Linked DNA regions of Homo sapiens: region 1 is linked to region 2. The links are chromatin loops, found by intact Hi-C in ENCODE. Cell type or tissue: psoas muscle. All regions are shown on one strand. Region 1 overlaps PDE6A (phosphodiesterase 6A). Region 2 overlaps TIGD6 (tigger transposable element derived 6).

Region 1 (5,000 bases), 58 kb before region 2:
TTTTTGAGAATCCCTGAAGTTGGCAACTTTCTCCTGGACTCTCAACCCACATAGAAATTTCTTTATCACTGGCCTTCATCACCTCATCAGTTTCTTTTCATGTACACTTTTTTTCTTTCCAAATGACTAAGGAAAGTACAGATTGTTTTCACTCACCTGTGCCCTAGATTGACTTTTCCCCTTTAAAGGCTGATACTCCTCAGTAGAGACCTATGTAAGACTTTCTACAACCATCCCAATTCACCCAGCCTCTTCCCCCGTGCAATTGAATGTGTGCCAAGACTCTAGCCGTCAGTCAGTGTCTGTTTAATCTTTTCTTGGAAATGTCTGTTGCTGAAGTTTTCTCACCTTCTGCTTGGTCATGTCTAAGAGACCCACAGAGTATCTGTCACAGTTGAGGAAAGCACGGACTGTGTACAGGGCTTTGTGGAACTGTCGTTCGATGTCCGTAAGTTCTTCAAAGACTTTGCTCCCAGACCACAGCAGTATCTGAAAAAACACAAAAACATATTCATAGGTTTTGAGGTGCAAAGTAGTAGCTCACTTAGCTGGAGAATAACAACAATTCTGTAAAGTTGTCTGGAGTTTATTTCATTTACCCTTCACAATAATCCAGAGAAATAGACAGGTTAACTATCCCCTATTTTTACTTTTAGATTTTTTTAAAGTTTTTAATTTTTTTTTTTGCTTTGGTTGACAGTTTATTAAATACACTACATTTGTACCTTATTCTGTAGTTTTTAAAAATTGTTCACACATGAACTGAGTAAAAACGTACTTTATAGAAAACCAAGTACAAAACTAAAATGAAAGAATGCACTTATTGCACACATATTAAACTGCTGAAATGTTAGAAATTAATCTGTACAAGTACCTAATGAAGAAGGTTATGAAATATTAGGTGGTTCGAGTTTCTCAAATCTGGCAACAGACCATGACTTTGAAAGTGTTAATGTTGAAGTGTTGATGGAAAAATGTCTATTAACAAAACTGCTTACAGTGTTTGAGAAACACGACAAAATAATTGTTTTTCTTTCACAGACATTTTTCTAAATCAATTCTCTACAGACTCTCTCCCATTCAGAATCAGTTGTGTGGACCGATGAGGCAAAAGATGAATTCCTTTTAAAAAACAAAACTGGAGCCTATTTACAAAACATGCAAAAGGAGAATTTTAAGCAGGTGTTACCTCCAGAGTTTCTGGAAGAAATATATTTTCAGGTTGTGGACTATAAAATGGCGTACAATGAAGAGACAGAAACAAAGAAGTTTGCAAATCTTTTATATTTCCAGCTGTTGAGATAATATTTTTGAGAGCTGATGTTACCTCTAGCGGCAAAACCAGAGCCAGCTATTAAGCAGCCAGAAAGCTACAGTAATTGAATACACGACCATTTCTCTTTTAGCACGTTCTTTGTTCTCCTCGTCCGGAAGTTGTAGACGTCTATTTAGTTTGATTATCTGTCGTCTTAGTGAAGCTGCATCTACAACAGTCAGGTCATCTGATGTTCCTTCAATTGTTGTATCTGTATTTGAAATGCCATAAAGAGAATCATTTCTGACCAGCTGTCCATTTTGGCGAACAGCAGTTTCACTCGTAGACCGCTCTCTTTTTAGTCGGCCAACTGCACGGATTTCTTCATTTTGAGGGGTTGTAGGAGGTCTTTCTAAATCCAGAAAATCTAGTGGTCTTTCACTTAGCCTAAGTACACGAGGTGCTGTTTTTAGTGCGAGGAGTTTAAAGGGAGTTGACTGAATAAGGTCAAGATCTGCTGGTCTTGAAAATGAAACATCCTCATTATTTCCTGCTACAACAATCCTCTCTGGAACTTGCATTATTATCACGCTAGCATTTGGAACTCCTTTTTGGAATCCCTGTTCCAGGTTGGCGTTTGGCGGTGCTACTTTTAACTTTTCTGGGACCCTCATTCGCTGACTAATGCCTTCAGTATATTCCATTTCGTACGAATTCGACTAATTTCTGCCATCTCAGCAGCAGTGGGAGAAGGAAATGCTGCCCCACTCACCAAATGTGTACCAACTACTGCTTGCTGTTTGGCACTGTCGGCTTCTGTGCTTCATATTAAATCCTTTAACTTGCTTCAATGTGCATGTGCTGGATTGAGAGACACTTTTGTCCCCCTCCGCCCACAGGAGGGTCCCGGTGAGGACCGCCGCCCTCCGGCTCCCAGGGCGCTCAAGTGGGCGCTCTCAGAGGCAGTTGGCCGAGAGCACGGAGGCGCCCAGGCACAGCACCGGCGGAGTGGCCAGCAGAGGGCCAGGGCAGAAGCGCAAAAGCTAAAGTGTTTGTTTTTATGTATTTATTTTTTAGGGACAGAGTCTTACTCTGTCATCCAGGCTGGAGTACAGTAGCACGATCATAGCTCACTGTAGTCTCCAACTCCCGGGCTCAGGCAATTCTCCCATCTCAGCCTCCCCAGCAGCTGGGACTACAGGTGGACGCCACTGCACACAGATAATCTTTAAATTTTTTGTAGAGATGAGTTTCCACTTCTGGCCTCAAGCAATCCTCCTACCTCAGCCTCCCAAAGTGCTGGGATTATGGGCATGAGCCACCTTACCCAGCCCATTATCATCCATTTATTTTAAAAATTTTATTTTAAAAATAGAGATGGGGTCTTACTATGTTTCCCAGGCTGGTCTCGAACTTCTGGGCTCAAGCAATCTTCCTGCCTTGGCCTCCCAAAGTGCTGGAACTACAGGCGTGAGCCACCATGCCCAGTCCAATTATCTTCCATTTGTAGACAAACAAACTGGGGCTCAGAGAGATGAAGTAACTGGCTGCTTTACATTGGGTCCAGCTCTTTCCCTTTCATTTATCTCATAGGTTTTTAATAAAAATAATAAGAAACTTCAATTGAGCACTATTGCCCTATATGCATTATCTCGTTTACTATTGATGGCAACCTTTTGAGGGTGGCACCATAATCATCCCTATTTTTCAAATGGGGAGACTGAAGCATAGAGAGATTAAGTGACTCACTTAGGGTCTTAGAGCTAGGCAGTGGTTGAGCAGGGATTCAGATCAAAGCCATCTGTCTTGAAGCTTGTGCATATAACCACTGTGGTATACAGCTTTACAGACAACCACTACCTCATAACACTCGTGATGCTGGCCAGAGACTGGCTTCCTAGGCACCTTCATTCCCATCTGCCTGCCAGTCCTGACCACATCAATGCTTCAGGGAAAGGACGAGTCAAGTCCATTCCCTTGGCCCAAGCCCCTTACCTGGCCACGTCGAGTTTCACAGTTGTGCAGGTAACTCAGGTGGTACACCTTCATGATTAGATTTGCAAAATTGAGGTACTTGAGAAGAATCTAAAAATCAAACAGCATGAGGGGAGGCAGGTGAGAAGAAGAAATCCATCCTCTGGCTACTTTTACCATCAGCAAATATCTGAATATTTTCAAAGCTTCATCAGAGACAATTTGGGCAGATGGATCCTAGAATGCAGACTCATAAGATGTTGCATGAGCATAAAACTCACCGAATGTAGAATGTTGATGTTGATGGGAGTGTATTCATGAAAAATAGCTACTATTTATTAATAAGTTCCCTATGAGGTTGATACTGAAAAATTATCAACATTTTACAAATAAGAAAACCAAAGTTCAAAGAAGTTAAATAACTTGCAAAAGGCAAACAGCTATTGGCGGAGCCAGAACAATTATCCCTCTATTCCTGACTCCAAAGCCCAATGTCTTAACTATTATTTTATCCTGCCTCCCTCAGAGAACATCAGGTGAATTCCCTGTCTTACAGATGGGAAAACTGAGGCCAGGTCAAACAGCAAAGTTCAGGGGACTTCATAGGCTGGGAGAATGTGCTAGCATGGCTATCCTTAGTCTCTAAAGCATTCTTACCTCTTCATCTCTCTTGGTGAAGTGGGATCCATCCACTTTATTCACAGCCATGATTATGGCCACCACATCCTTCCCATTCATTATGGGGGAAGCCAAGATGTTCTTGGTCTTGTACTCTGTGAGGATGTCCACAAAGTCACAGAAATGCTCATCCTAAAGGAAGGCAGAGATAAGCACGGACAGGCAAATGAAGAGCAAGAACAGTGGAACGGCCCAAAGCCCCTGTTGACAAGGGAATAAAGGTGCTTCCATCTATTCCTCTTCAACAGGGGCAGGGAAATCAGAGATGACATCTGTCATGGAAGCTTCCAAAATCCAGTAGAAGAAGAAAGTCTGAGATGAAATCCACTGAGGGCTGTGGAGGAGAGGTGTGCAAAGCAGTGTGGGTTCCAGGGATGGGAGTGGGGGACTGACTTTGCCTGGAGAAGGAGGGTTAGAGAAGGCTTTCTTGAGGTGATGACAATTAAGCCCAGAATAAAAACCCAGGGTACAGCTAAGAGGAAGCCGGGTAAAGACTTTAGGAAGTACAACGACAGTTGCTAGCAGGCAGCGTGCATGGCATTTTACCTGCGTTATCTTACTTTTATCTTCGCAATAAGCTATGAGATAAGTACCATCAGTAGCCCATCTTACAGAAGGGGGATCTGTAACTCAAGAAGGTTAATGTCATGTGTGTAGATTGTGTAGACTGTGTGTGTGAGTGTGTGTGTGTGTGTGTATGTGTAACTCCAGAGCCTGCCTTCAGCTCTGCTGCCTCTTAGAGAAGCCTGGATAAGGTTAGACTTGGGTCTAGGTCATTGAACAAAAGAATTTGTTATTTTCAGCTTTTTAAACAATCCAGTTCTAGCACCACACAACCAGTTCAGTAGATATCCCCATTCTACGAATCTTAGTAGAAACCCCACTATGTGTCAGGCCTTATGTTAAGCACGGGGGATATGGGTGACCAAGGTTCAGGCCAGCTCAAAGAAAAATCAATAATAGTAATGTAGGTCACAAGGGATTGGCTTGAAGCTCTGAGTGTATAGAGGAGCACACACCTCCATAAACCTCCCCTAATGCAGCCCAGAGAAGCCATTATAGGCTGTGGTGGACCATGCGGTCAGGATGAAAA
Region 2 (5,000 bases):
CGTGCGTGACTCCTATTCCATACAGTACTGGGATCAGAAAGCCCAATTTTGGATCATGTTTTACTACTATCTTAACTCTGAATTTGGGCAAGTGACCTTTGAGCCACATTTTTTTTCCATCAGTAAATAGAGGCTAACACCTTCTGATGACTGAGAGAACTAGGAGTAGATTCCTGATTGGAGCACACCATTTTGTAAGGAAATAGAGCACTACTCTCACCCTATACATGCCATGAAGCCTCTCCCAGAATGTCCTCCTCTTTATGCCTCGCTCAGTTCATGAGGGTACAGGGTTAAGGACAGTTTTTAGTCCTCCTTTTGCAGTAACCCTGAGCATTCTCCCAACCTCATTCCCACCTCACAGAGTGAAGGAGTTGAATAGTCTAAGGGTCCTTCCAGTCTTACCGTAGTGTGCACTCCTGCCTGTGAGCAGCACCTAGGATCCAGAGCCCTGTGAGGTACACTCAGTCATTCTGGAGCATCTCTGTCAGCCATCTTGGAGGGCCTCACTTCCCCATCTGTCCTTTCAGGGCTTGTGTCCTTGGCCTCTTCTCTCTTCACTTAATACCACTGCTTAAGTATTTTGTTTTCAGATCCAGTTGAGGCTGATGAAAGTATGACTCAGGGAAATAGCCACATGTGCAGGTATACACGTATAGCTCTAAAAAGGTTGGCTCATGGACTCCCATATGTTGAACACCTTGCATTATAAGCCCACTCTACATAACTTCATCCACATGTATGTCCTCAATCACCGTGCTATCTGTGGCAGCCAAAAAATATTTCTAGCCTAACCATTCTAGAACGCCAAACAGTCTATCTGTCTGTATATAAATCTCCAGGGCTGGTTGTTAACAGACAACTGCCTGGATGCCCAGAGACATCTCACATGTAACATGACCCTCAAACTTGTCTTCCTTTCTCCTGGTAACATACTTTGATCCTGGCACGACCCAGCCACTTAAGCAGAAACCTGAAATTTCATGAAATCTCCCTTTACAACTCCCACACTAAATCCATCTTACCTTGTAAATGCCTCTCAAATCCAACATGTTTTTCCTACCCCTCAGTGTTAATTATTTCTCTTCAGTACTATACCACAGCCTAACTAGTTTATCTGCTTTTCTACAATCCAACCTCCATACTAGTTATCAATTATTTTAATTAAAAAGAAGTTGACCATTGCTACTTAGGGCAAGTAGAAGGGGTCTCTAGTGCCTTTAGGATAAGTTCAAAATAAATGGTCTAACCCACAAGACTTAAAAAACTCTGCCCTTACATCTCCAGCCTTTCGTTCTACCACACATCCTTTGCTTGGCTTACCACCCACCAACCTTAGGTGCTCCCAAATGGGCCATTAAAAAAAAATACCCCAGGCCTTTATATATGCTGTTCTGCCAGGAGTTGCCTCCCAGCCCCATCTCCCTAACTCCCTACTTTTCCTTCCAGATACTTATCAAATGTCCCTTTTCCTTAGCAACATTTCCTACTGAATTCCTCTTCTCTCATTCAGGGGCTCCTTTAGGGTCCACCTCTATACTCCTGTATATCTTTGCATATCCTCTAAAATGACATTTACCACTCATAAAGAGTAAAATATATTATTTGCATATTCTCAAAAATGACATTTACCACTCACTCCCCCACGTCCCGTCTATCTCTTCTACTAAGCTTCTTGAGAGTAGGGCCATGTGCTCCATCCTTAGAGCTCCTATGACCTGCAGTGGGTTTATAAGGTTAAATAAGTTATTACTGCAAACATGGATATGTTTGTTGGGTAATTATTTCCCTAATACTGCCTCATTTCCAGAGCTTGAGTGTCTATCCACGATCAGTTACATAGCCTATGGTTTTTTGGTTTTGGGTTTTTGCCTTTTTTTGAGACAGGGTCTTGCTCTTTCACCCAGGCTGGAGTGCAGTGGCGCAATCATGGCTCACTGCAGTCTCAAACTCCTAGGCTCAAGTAATTCTTCCGCCTCAGCCTTCCGAGTAGCTGGGATTACAGGCATGAGCCACCACATCTGACTAATTTCATTTTTGTAGGAACGGGGTCTTGCTATGTTGCTCAGGCTGCTCTCAAACTCCTGGGCTCAAGCATTCCTCCTGCCTCAGCCACCCAAAGTGCTGGGATTACAGACATGAGCCACCATGCTCAGCCTGGCCTATGGTTATTAATAGGTTGGGAAAAGTCTCTAGAGAAGAGATGGTATGTAATGGAGGGGATTAGGTGGTCCCAGGCAGTTACTTCTAGGTAAATTGTTTGAACAAGTCCAACATCCTATGTCTCTTCCTTCTTTCCTTGTTGCCTTCCCTCTCAATCTGTACCACATCAGAGAAATTACAAGTGGCAGCTCCAAAGGTTTCTTCAGTTGACGCTGTCTCCCTATGTAGTCCACCTGTGCCCTCTGGTGGCCACAGTATGCTACCACATTCCACTTTAAAGATAAGTCTGGCTTCAGGTAGCATGAACAGCAGTTTAATAGGTCCACAACCTTGGAATTAAATTATCTGAGTCTACTGTGGTTTTGTATTATGATTTACTAAAAATATTAAATAATAAGTAAACAGTGCTTGAAATATAATAGACAATAAATCTTAGCTTACTTGCTTTTGAATCAGGGCCCTTATGAGTAATGGCACAGAAAACTTGAATTATCATCTATTGATTAGGCTGGTGGCTCTCAAACACTGAACCCCAAGACCTGTCAGTGGAAAAAAGGGCTGATAAGGCAGGTCCTTGACTCTAGATGATACTCATTATGTTCCAAATAGGGATGGAATGACAATAGAGTGCATTTATAGAACACTTAGTCTCAGGTACACCTTTTTATCCTCATGACAACACAATTGAGGTAGGTGCCTAGGTATAGTATGTTGGCCTACAGAGAGGATTAGTCAACTGGAGCAGAAGTGGGGTTGCCACTCAAGTGAGGTTGGAGTGACCAAAGAGGCACGGAGAAGCCACAGAAAGCCTGACGAGGGATAATATCAACCTCTTTTAGCTTAACAAAGTACCAAAAACCCCTGATATCCAATAGAATCGAAGTGTTAGCCAGTGTAAACTGAACTAAAAAATTTTCTTTTTCGGATGATTTCCATCTTCCGATGGAAGTCCAGGATCTAAATCATGATATATTAAGTAAATCAAGAATGTTAAATTTGTTATTATTATTATTATTATTATTTTAGATGGTGTTTCACTCTGTCACCCAGGCTGGAGTGCAGTGGCAACCTCCACCTCTAGGGTTCAAGTGGTTCTCCTGCCTCACTCTCCCAAGTAGCTGGTATTACAGGTGCCCACCATCATGCCCAGCTAATTTTTGTATTTTTAGTAGAGACAGGGTTTCACCATGTTGGCCAGGCTGGTCTCTAACTCCTGACCTCAGGCAAACTGCCTGCCTTGGCTTCCCAAAGTGCTGGGATGTGTGAGCCACCATGCCCGGCCAGGGATGTTAAATTTGTTTTTTTAAAAAAGCAAGTTTAAGCACATATTTACTGAACATCTACTATATGCAAAGCACTTAGACAAGCCCTTTCATACTAAAGTCTTGTGTGTATAAATGGAAGCCAACAGAAGTCCTGCAATGACTTTTTGGTGGAGGGACATGGGTTCAACTATAAATAGTATATATTCTATATACTTATCAAATTACATTATATATAATTCATTATCAAAGAACAGAGATTATAACCTGGATTGGAATTATATTTGAGGCAACTATATTCATGGAAAAATTTTGCAAACCCTTTTAAATGGAATAAAACCCTACCTTATCTCCAAGCCATTTCTAGTAGAATCAATGCTTAATACAGCTTTAAAAATAAGGTGGCTTCAACACATTGTACGTGTCTATCAATTTATACACAAATGTTTTTTGAAGTGCCTACGATGTGTCCAGCACAGTCCTAGGCACCATTAAGATTATAAAGGTTGACTGATCCCTGCTGTCATGGAACTTACAGTCTAAAGAGCCAGAGAACATCTAGAAAACATCTAAGTATTTGAGTGGTACAGACAAGAAGTTTGGAGAAGATGAGGGGAAAACAGGTGGAGTAGTTGCTGGAGTCTCCAAGAAAGCCTGGAAGAAAGAGGATTCCAGTTAGTTCCTGAATGTGTAGGGCCTAGCTTAGTAGAAAACAGGATGAGGCATTTGGGCAAGGCACACAGGCAGAAGTCGGTATGCAGTAAAAGAAAACAATGGCCTCTTCAGGGAGCATTATGTACACAGAATTGTATCGAGCTAACAAGTTGGAAATGCAGGTTGTAGTCAACTATAGAGGATACTAAAACTCAGCTGAATAGTTTTTTTTGTAGGCATTTGAAAGCCACTACAGACACTTGGGCAGGGGAAATGGTGTGATGCCAATAGATCAAACAATATGTGCAGAATGGACTGCAGGAGAAAGGTGAGGGAAGGAATTAGATACTGTGGCAGTAATCCTGACACGAGAGGATGATGACAGCAATTAAGGAGCTGACAAAGAAATACAACCACAGGACTTAGCCAGAAGAGTTTGCCTCTCCCACATGTTAAGAATTTAAAATATGTACAGTACTTTTAATTCAAATGATCATATTAGTTTATTAAAAGAAAAAATATCCAAAATAAGCTATAAAATAATCTATTTAAACATCTGCTGTTTTTCAGTGATTGTTTTGTTAATGTGGAAGCAACATTTTCTATGATTAATCTGCTGTTACCTGTTTTGACTGAGCTACTACAAAAAGAAAAATCACTGAATTGCTATGGGTTTCTGAAATATCCAAAAAATTAACCTGAAGCAGGGGGAAAAATGACATCACACCATTAGCAGGTATTGTGTGAAACTTCTAAAAATGAAACTGACATTTATCTGACTTATTAGGAATAAATACTCTCTAATGAACTCTCTAATGATCCTCTCACCCTTTCTGGAAAGTGAGAGGCACGCTGGGCTGTATGTTCTCCCCCATGATTCTGATTAACAGGATGCTCTATTATTATAACCTCCCTCCCTGG

What was found. Peaks named below come from ENCODE experiments on the same cell type or tissue, not always from the same donor. Only the 100,000 strongest peaks of a DNase experiment are listed, where the experiment ranks them.
Region 1: a loop joins it to region 2, with 2.5 times the contacts of the local background. A loop is called at or near these places in 9 of 110 quality-filtered maps.

Annotation. Positions count from the first base shown.
Region 1 is chr5:149,930,680-149,935,679 of GRCh38, forward strand. It overlaps PDE6A (phosphodiesterase 6A), which reads right to left. Exons shown (of 22, transcript NM_000440.3): 2 at 3,887-4,039; 3 at 3,251-3,340; 4 at 349-489. It also overlaps the pseudogene MFFP2. Among named protein-coding and RNA genes, the nearest start is that of PDE6A, 12 kb to the right of the region's middle. In psoas muscle, a CTCF peak has its summit at 2,269 (motif pointing right); a DNase peak (open chromatin) is centred at 2,232; H3K4me3 peaks cover 1,805 bases; H3K27ac peaks cover 1,459 bases.
Region 2 is chr5:149,988,561-149,993,560 of GRCh38, forward strand. It overlaps TIGD6 (tigger transposable element derived 6), which reads right to left. Exons shown (of 2, transcript NM_030953.4): 2 at 4,558-5,000. Among named protein-coding and RNA genes, the nearest start is that of TIGD6, 9.6 kb to the right of the region's middle. RefSeq lists an enhancer at 2,271-2,330. In psoas muscle, a CTCF peak has its summit at 2,403 (motif pointing left); a DNase peak (open chromatin) is centred at 2,421.